2 separate regions of the Homo sapiens genome follow, and region 1 is linked to region 2. The links are chromatin contacts, found by Hi-C or POLR2A ChIA-PET in ENCODE. All regions are on one chromosome and are shown on one strand. The core of a region is the stretch at or near the end of the contact, and the rest is flanking DNA. Distances in the headings are between cores, read along the strand shown.

Evidence for each region. A loop is a pair of places that touch in the nucleus more often than their neighbours do. ChIA-PET counts read pairs that join two places held with the same protein, here RNA polymerase II (POLR2A). Pooled maps may share reads with other maps.
Region 1: a loop to region 2 is called in a map of psoas muscle, with 2.6 times the contacts of the local background. The contact joins the promoter of ZBTB7C here to the enhancer-like site in region 2. A Hi-C loop is called at or near these places in 3 of 168 maps with a recorded cell type or tissue (dorsolateral prefrontal cortex, gastrocnemius medialis and psoas muscle) and 7 of 50 pooled maps. POLR2A ChIA-PET finds 5 or more read pairs at or near these places in 3 of 52 experiments (H1, HEK293 and IMR-90).

Annotation. Positions count from the first base shown.
Region 1 is chr18:48,406,940-48,410,692 of GRCh38, reverse strand. It overlaps ZBTB7C (zinc finger and BTB domain containing 7C), which reads left to right and starts at 1,310. Exons shown (of 5, transcript NM_001318841.2): 1 at 1,310-1,467. RefSeq lists a silencer at 142-521 and enhancers at 1,792-2,409, 2,410-3,029.
Region 2 is chr18:48,292,318-48,296,192 of GRCh38, reverse strand. The region is part of intron 2 of ZBTB7C (zinc finger and BTB domain containing 7C); the gene reads left to right. Among named protein-coding and RNA genes, the nearest start is that of ZBTB7C-AS2, 42 kb to the right of the region's middle. RefSeq lists enhancers at 1-301, 1,321-1,615, 1,868-2,651. Within about 2 kb of position 1,777, at least 7 of the 41 ENCODE cell types and tissues checked have a DNase peak (open chromatin) inside an H3K27ac peak, as active enhancers do; they include gastrocnemius medialis and psoas muscle, where a contact is called at or near this core.

The DNA of each region.
Region 1 (3,753 bases), core at 61-2,560, 110 kb before region 2:
TGGACTGCAAAAAGGTAGGAGGCAAAGCCAGCTCGAGTTTCCCCGGCCCGTAGCTGGAGGGAACATCTGCCCAAGTGTCGCCTCGCCCGAGAACGCTCACGCCCTCTCCAGGGCCAGGACCCTTCCTCCTCCCCTCGCACTGGCCCTTCGTGGCTTCCAGCACCGCTGAGCACTCGGCGTCCCAGCGAGATTCTCCTGCCCCGACAGACTCCGAGGGGGCGGGGCCCGGCGGGACGGGGCGGGGACAAGCCCTCCCCGGGCCCGCCCGTTGGCATTGTTGCGCGGTGATTGGACGCTTCGGAAGGCCGCCTTCCAGGCCGACCCGGGGAGTGACGGGCGGCCAGCGGCTGCTCCCCGGCGTGTGGGGTGCGGAGTGCGGGGCCCAAGGCTCCAGAGGGGTGGGGACTCCGGGCCGCAGCGCCGCCGAGCGCGATTGCCCGCTGAGATTCGGCGCCCCGGGGTGCGGCAAGCTTGCGGTTTCAGGTGCTGGCTAGGCGTCTTGGTGCGCTCGCTGGAGTGCCGAGAGCATTTGGGAAACTTAACTTCTCGCCCCCACTCCTTGCTCCCGACTTTCGGGTAGAAAAGCAGTTGCCGAGTTGTTTTATTTCCTCCCCCATCGGACTCTGTAAAAATAGCCGTGCGCCGGGGCGGCAGAGCCCATCTCTGCCGCACCGCTGCCCCGGGTCGGCAGAGCCCATCTCTGCCGCACCGCTGCCCCGGGTCGGGTGTGGACCTAAAAATACCCGGCGGTCCCAAGCCTGCGCTGGGGGTGCGGGCGGGTCCGGCCGGGCCGCAGAGGGCGTCAGGAGACCGGAGAAACGGCGGCCGCCTGGCCCCCTCGCCTCTGCCGGGGCTGTCCCTTTAAATCCTGGAGGAGGCAGAGAGAAAAAAGGAAAGAAAGAGAAAAGACGCGGAGCCCCGAGCGGTTGGTGGCGGTGCCCGGCCCCCCCACTCCGCCTCCGCGTCGGGTCCTGACTCCCGCCCGCAGCCTCCGCCAGTCCCGGGCGCCCCCCGCCGCGCCGCCCACTCGCCACAGTTACTGTCAAAATAGAAATTAGCGGAGCCGGGCGGGGGCTGCGGCGCAGCAAGTGCATGTGCCGCGCGGCGGGGAGGGGGCGGGCGCGAGCGACAGGCGACCGCACACATCCGGGCCCTTTAGCCCTGTGCGCCCCCCGAGCCGGCGGCGCGGGCGCGGGGCGCGGGGCGCGGGGCTGACAGCCGCGGCGCGGGAGGCGGGGCGCGGGGAGGGCGGAGGCGCGGCGCGGGGAGGGAGGAGCTGCCCGCTCGCCCGCTGCCGCCGCTCAGCTCCATACCCGCCGGCGCAGCCCCGCCACGAGACTCTGACAGCGGCGCGGCCGGCGAGGCTCGGGCGCGCAGGGACCGGCGGACACCGGCGGCGAAGGAGGACGCCAGGACTGCGTCCCGGAGCCAAGTGCGGGAGGCGCGCAGGGCCGGCGGCGCGCGGAGGTGAGCGGCTTCGCGCGCCGGGCTCGGGCGCCGGCTGCCGGGGTCGCGATCTCCACAGCACCTCGGCAGCCGAGGCAGTTCGGGAGGTCGCGGGGCGGCGGGCGGGTGGCTTTGCTTGGGCTGCGCCGGAAAGCGATTGCGGGGGCCGTTGCTAGGAGGCCGGCGGTCCGCGCGCCTTGGGGCGCCGGCTGGAGCAGGGGCGCCCTCCGCGCGGTGGGCAGGAGGCGGGGGGCTGCGGTGGCTATTCAGGGGCTCCGTGCGGCAGCCATGCAACGGAGGAGGCGGGAGGAGGGAGGGAGGGAAGGAGGGAGGGGAGAGCCAGCGGAGAGCGAGCCAGCGAGCGGGCGCCGCGCCTCCTGGCTGGCACCGCGGCCCGGAGCGAAGTGGCGCGCGGGGCTGGAAAGGAACTTCTGCGGGCGCGTGCGGCCCGGGGCTCGGCGGCGCCTGCGGGCCCGAGCGGGGCGGGCCCGTCGGCAGCCACAGGTGGTTTCTGCCAAAAGTTTTACCGCACTTCTGCCTGGAAGGCGCGGGAGCGTTTTGGTGAGTGACGTTTTCCTGGGACTTTTGCAGTCTCACTTCGCGCTGTCTTTTCTTGAAAATTGGAAAATGAGCTGGAAAGGCTGGGATCCAGCACCTCTCGATGAGATCTGAGCAGAGTACAGTCCTTGCCCGAGGTGTCGCTCATGCAGGACTCAAAGATCCTTGCTGCTGTCAAGTCGGGAAGCTGGGGGAAATGGGCGCACGCACACAGTTCCTCCAAGCCTCGGACAAGTGAAGCCGAGCCTGGCCCGGTGCCTGTCGCCGCGCGGGGTAGTGCGAGGTCTGTTCCCAGCGACACGCACGGGAACTGCGTGCGTCTTCTCTCAAGGTGTGTACGTCTCTTGCTCCGTTGAAAGCGAATTGTCTCTGGCCGCTGTGCTGCTTTGTTTTTCCGGTTGCTTGTCTGGTTTTACTAGGATGAAGGCCAGGAGGAGCCAAAGAAAAGCGAAGCGGCAGCTCCCGTTATCTTTGCAATCTGCAAAGCTGTGGAGGCTGGTACCCAACCTTCCGCGGCGCGGGCGCAAGGCCGAGGGGAGCTGGGGGTGGGTGGCGTGCGCTGCCTGTATGGGAAGTCTCGCTGGACCATGCGCAAGGCTAGAGCCGGAGTTTCTGGTGCTTCTAGGACAGAAAGAGGAGTGGGAGTGGGAAGGGAAGACCCCTTAAAAGAAGATATACTGTGCCCAGACCTGGGAGAGAGGCTCCGAGAAGTCCGGTGGCTTGGCCCTGTTCTTCATTGGCGGGGTTGAGGAATCCAGGGCAGCGAGGTAGAAACACCTCGGTAGGTCGTCCTGGGCTGAAAGAAATCATTATTCCCAGAGCGGGCCAGATACCCGGGTGTTGAAACTAGGTACAAAACTGCGTGAGAGGTGGAAACTCTCAGTCCTTCATTCTCCTTGGTCCGGTGGCTCCCGCTCCCTGCCCCCACAAGTACATGAGCAAAAAGCATGCCCTTTGCTTTATAGAAGGTCATAGGATTTTGAAGTTGAAAGAGACCCTAGAGATATTAGGAGCACTCATTTTACAGATGAGCAAACTCAGGCCCAAGGAAGGAAAGTGACCTGCTACAGTGGCTAGAGGCCCAGTGAGACTAGAAATGACATCAGCCTTCCAGGCAAGGGTGGAGAGACTTCCCTGGGCAAGGCCTGGTAGGGCTTGAGATCAGAAATGCCACCCCCACACCCCAAGCCCATCATGGCCTCTTTATCTGGTACTTTCTAAATCCATGCTTGCCAGCGAATGTGGTATATTTCCCGTCCCGTGCCCTTGGCTTAAAAAAACCAGGACTGTCACTGCAAAGTCCAGTCTGACACTATCCCAACTTTTCCTGCTCCCTCATTATCCCAAATTCCTCAAACTCCTTTTGTAACACAATGCAGCTTGATTAGCCAAGAAGAATTTGCAGCTTTTTTTCACTGAAGCACCCACTTTCCATAGGATGCCAGAACTCTGTTTTCCTGGTAATTAGATTTTACAGATATTTTTGAAAGGGAGCCCAATTTTGGATCAATTACACTTGGACACAAATGCTGTGCTGTTGTGGATACCAAATGAGAAAGATGAGCAATTATCTGGGGGTGTTGGAATAAATGTTGTTATGAGTATTTGACACAGCCATTAAACATCAATGAGTGGGTTTTCAGTAAATGTTTTTTACTCTGTATTTTATTGAGCAAACAAAGTGTCTAAATTAAAAAAGAACTACGAGTTGGCCACTTTGATTTTAGCCACTTATTTTGTACCAGTGTG
Region 2 (3,875 bases), core at 528-3,027:
TGAGCAGGTGGTGGGGGGTGGTGAGAGGTTGGGCAGGTGCTGAGACCAAGGCGCATGGGCATGGCAGGTGGTTGGTGAGGCCCAGGCCACGGGCCATCTTCAGGGGGAGGTGCAGCCCCAGGAGGGAACTCTCTGGCTTGGAGGTAGCTCCCCTGTTGGACACTGACTGTGAGGTACCAGTGGAAGGGAGGGATTTATGCTATGGAGATGACCGAGCCCGGGATCCTAGCCAGTCTCTAATTGGGCCAATGCAAAACTCCGTCCTAGGATTGTTCAGATACTTGGAAGATATGTCTTTGTGTCTTTGGGATGGGTCCCCCACCTGACCCCTATCTCTTCCCCACTCGCCTGCGACTGCCCCCCTCCTGCTGCTGCTGGGCTGAGGGAGGAGGAGAAGCCAATGCGGACAGTGAGGGGCTCTTTCAGCTGCGTTGGCTCAGGCCTGCCACCTAGAGTTTCAGCTCCTTGTGAATTCCAGGCTGCTCTAGGCCTCTGAAACCATTTCAGCCCCAAAGTGAGCCAGGCCAGTAAAATGAGCTTTGTAAAGTTTTGTTGAATTGAATTTGACCACCAAGAGTTGCTTGTGTGTGGCAGCGGGTGGGTCAATTGTGCCTGACTTCCTCAGCTAAAAACAATCTTAGCCTGAGTCCTCTTGGGCTTGGGTCCTAGAAGGCCAGGCGTTCTGGGTCTGCCGGGGAAGGGAGAGGCTTCTAGCGCCCAACGCCACTGGATCCCGCCTTCCTCACATGACGCAGAGGAAACATTCTGGAAGGAGCACCCCACGAAGAGGCCACCAGGGACTGCTACCTCCACCTCCACAAAATCATGCTGAGTAAGCTAGAAACATCATCTGTGCAAGCCCCACGGAATGGTGTTAGAGATATCTGGAGCCTCAGTTCTGAAATGTGGCCCCTGGGCCACAGCAGCTTTACCTGGGGACTCATCAGAATGCATATTCCCAGGCCCACCCTGGACCTACCGAAGACTCCGGGGCATGGCTGGGTGCTCTGTGTTTAACAAGACGTTACTTGCAGGCAATGCTGATGTGTACAGAAATTGAGGCCTGGGCTTCTCCCCTGTGGAGGGGAAAGAGACAGGCAAGTGCAGTCAGAAAGCTTCCTGAGTGGCACTGACTTTCATGCCCAGGCCTGGTGTGTGCCCTCTCACCTCCTATTTTTCAAGCAGAAGCAGGATGCCCCAAGCAGGGAAATATTCTCTCCAGTGTACTGCAGCCAGCTTGCAGTAGGCAGAAATCAGAGCTCACGGTTCCTAATTCCTATTCAGTTGCTGAAGTTGTATAAATGAAAAAGAGGAGGCCAAGTGGCAGGGCAGCAGATTCAGGGAAGGTACAGATTAAAATTTTGGGAACTAATAACTCACTTAGCTGACTCATGGAGCCAAGATAGCCTTCCCTGCCACAGCCCTGGGGCTGCATGAGATCAGCTGGAATAACTGTCCTGCTGGTGTTGGGGGAGGGGTGAAGCCCTCTGTGTGGGGACAAGCAGTGACCAGGAAGGGAGGGGTGGGGGGCAGGTCAACAGCAGGCATGCCCTGATGTGGGGACCTTACCGTGTGGGTGGAGGGCAGCTGAGCGCCAGGTCCATCTCAGCTGCTAGAGAGCCTGGCAAATCCTCACAAATGGCCTCGCTCTGGGCTGCACCCAGCATTGTAGGAGCGGCAGGGACAGCTGGGAATTGCACTTCCTTCCCAGCACTGGCACCAGAGGAGCTGGCCTGGGGCACCTGTCAAGGGGATCAACATTTGGAGGCTTGTGTTATAATGGGAGCCAAGCTAGAAACAGAAAAAAACTCACCTAGGAACGGGGCCTGGGAGTGGGGGTGGGGGTGTGCAGGATTAATTTAATTAAGCCCTGCTTTGGGGACCAGGCTAAATTTAGTAGCTGCTTCGGCTGCTGGTTCAACGCCTTTCCCACAACTCCCTCCCATCTGCCCATTGTGCCTTCCGCAGGTGATTAATTTCAAATTCCAGGCTGGCATGTGCACACGCACCTGCTGATTGCCTAGTCCCCTCTCCAAGCCTCTGCTAATGTGCTCTCCGGGCTCCCAGGGGAAGGTGCATGCTGAACCACGCCAGCAGCTTGCTTGCCCTTCCCCAGGGAGGTAAACACCGCATTCGTGCTAATGACTCCCACGGTGGCCATAGCAGGCCCAGGCCCAAGCTCCAGCACCTCACCCAAGAAACACGGCCACAGCGGGCCTGATCTCCAGCTTGTTCATTTCATTGTTCTAGGTGAAGTTTAAACAAAAGGTTGAAAGGCTGGGCATCGTGGCTCATGCTGGTAATACCAGCACTTTGAGAGGCTTAGGCTGGAGGATTGCTTGAGGCCAGGAATTTGAGACCAGCCTGGCCAATATAGCAAGACCCTGTCTTTATTTATATTTTTTTTTCTTAAAGGTTGAAAAGTGTGCTAATGTTCTGGACCGAAGTGACTGAGACTACTAGAGTTTAAGCCTGTGCCTCATAGGGATGAGGGGAGAGGATTCTCTTACCCCCATTTTTGGTCCAGTTCTACACTCTTCTTCTTTGATGATTTATACTTGGTCTGTTCAGTCTTTGGACTGCTTTTATTCTAATTACCATCGCGCCTATTTGGGGAGCCATTTTGAAGTTTATTAGTATCTCCCCCAGATTTAAATTGTGTCAAAAAGAGAAGGGAATTGGGTGGGAGATGCTGCAAACAATACTAAGTGCCAGACGATGATTTATGGGTGCCGTGGCCTGAATGTTTAAACGTTTATGTCCCCTCAAAATTCCTATGTTGAAACCCTAATTCCTAATGTGATGATATTTGGGGATGGAGCATTTGAGAGGTGAATAGAGTCAGATGAGGTCATTAGGGTAGGGTGCTCATGAATGTTCTTGTAAAAAGAGGAACAGACTGGAGACATCTCTTTGTGTGCATGCAGTGAGGAAGGCCAAGTGAGGACATGAGCAGTAACGGAAATCAGCCAGCAGCTTGATCCTGGGCTTCCCAGCCTTCAGAACTGGGAGCAATACATTTCTAGTTTTGAAGCCACCCAGTCTATGGTATTTTTGTTATGGCAGCCCACACGGACTAAGACAGTGGTTTAGAGCACTTGTTTATCAAATGTTTGTTGAGTATTTCTGGTGGGCCGGACATTGTGCCAATGCAGAAGCTGTAATGCTGAGTGAGACACAGTTCCTGTCTCAAGGAGCTGATATTCTAAGGGAGTGAGAGATAAGCAAAGCTGACCATGGCAGGGGTGGGGGTGTCACCACAGTGCTTGCCACCGAGTGAGGGCTCAATGAATAGCAGCAGCAGTAATAGTAGTAGATTTCAATGCTTTATGCTGGGAGCTGGGCTCAATGGGTGAGAGCATGAAGGAGCTTTCTTTTTCTCACCTTGCTGTTTTCCATACCACTCCATGGACTCCTTTCCAGCTCCTGAATCAAATCTAGCTTTTCTTGTCATACCCAGGTATTGAGGAATGGCTTTGTTTTTAGGTATTGAAAGTCTAGCCCAGTTTAAAGCTTGATCCTCAGTCTTTCATCCAGTTTTCAGTTTCTGCCTCCTTCTCCACCCCAGGTCCCTGCCCAGGTTGGCTACCTGCAGCAGACGAGCATGAGGCATAGACAGCATCTCTTCTCTCTGCTTGCCCCTGTCCTTCTCTCTTGCCAGCTGCTGCTTCTGGCCTCTCCAGGGACAGGCGCAGGAGGAGGGAGTTAGTGGTCCAGTGCTTTAGTGGGTCTGGACACCTTGGAGGTCAGAGAGGCCATGAGTCATAGTGAAAAGCTCTGGAGTCACACAGGCCTAAGCTCGAACCTCACTCTATCCTTAGTAGTGGTAGGACTTTGGGGAAGTGGCTTAACTTCTTGGTTCCTCAGTTGTGCCC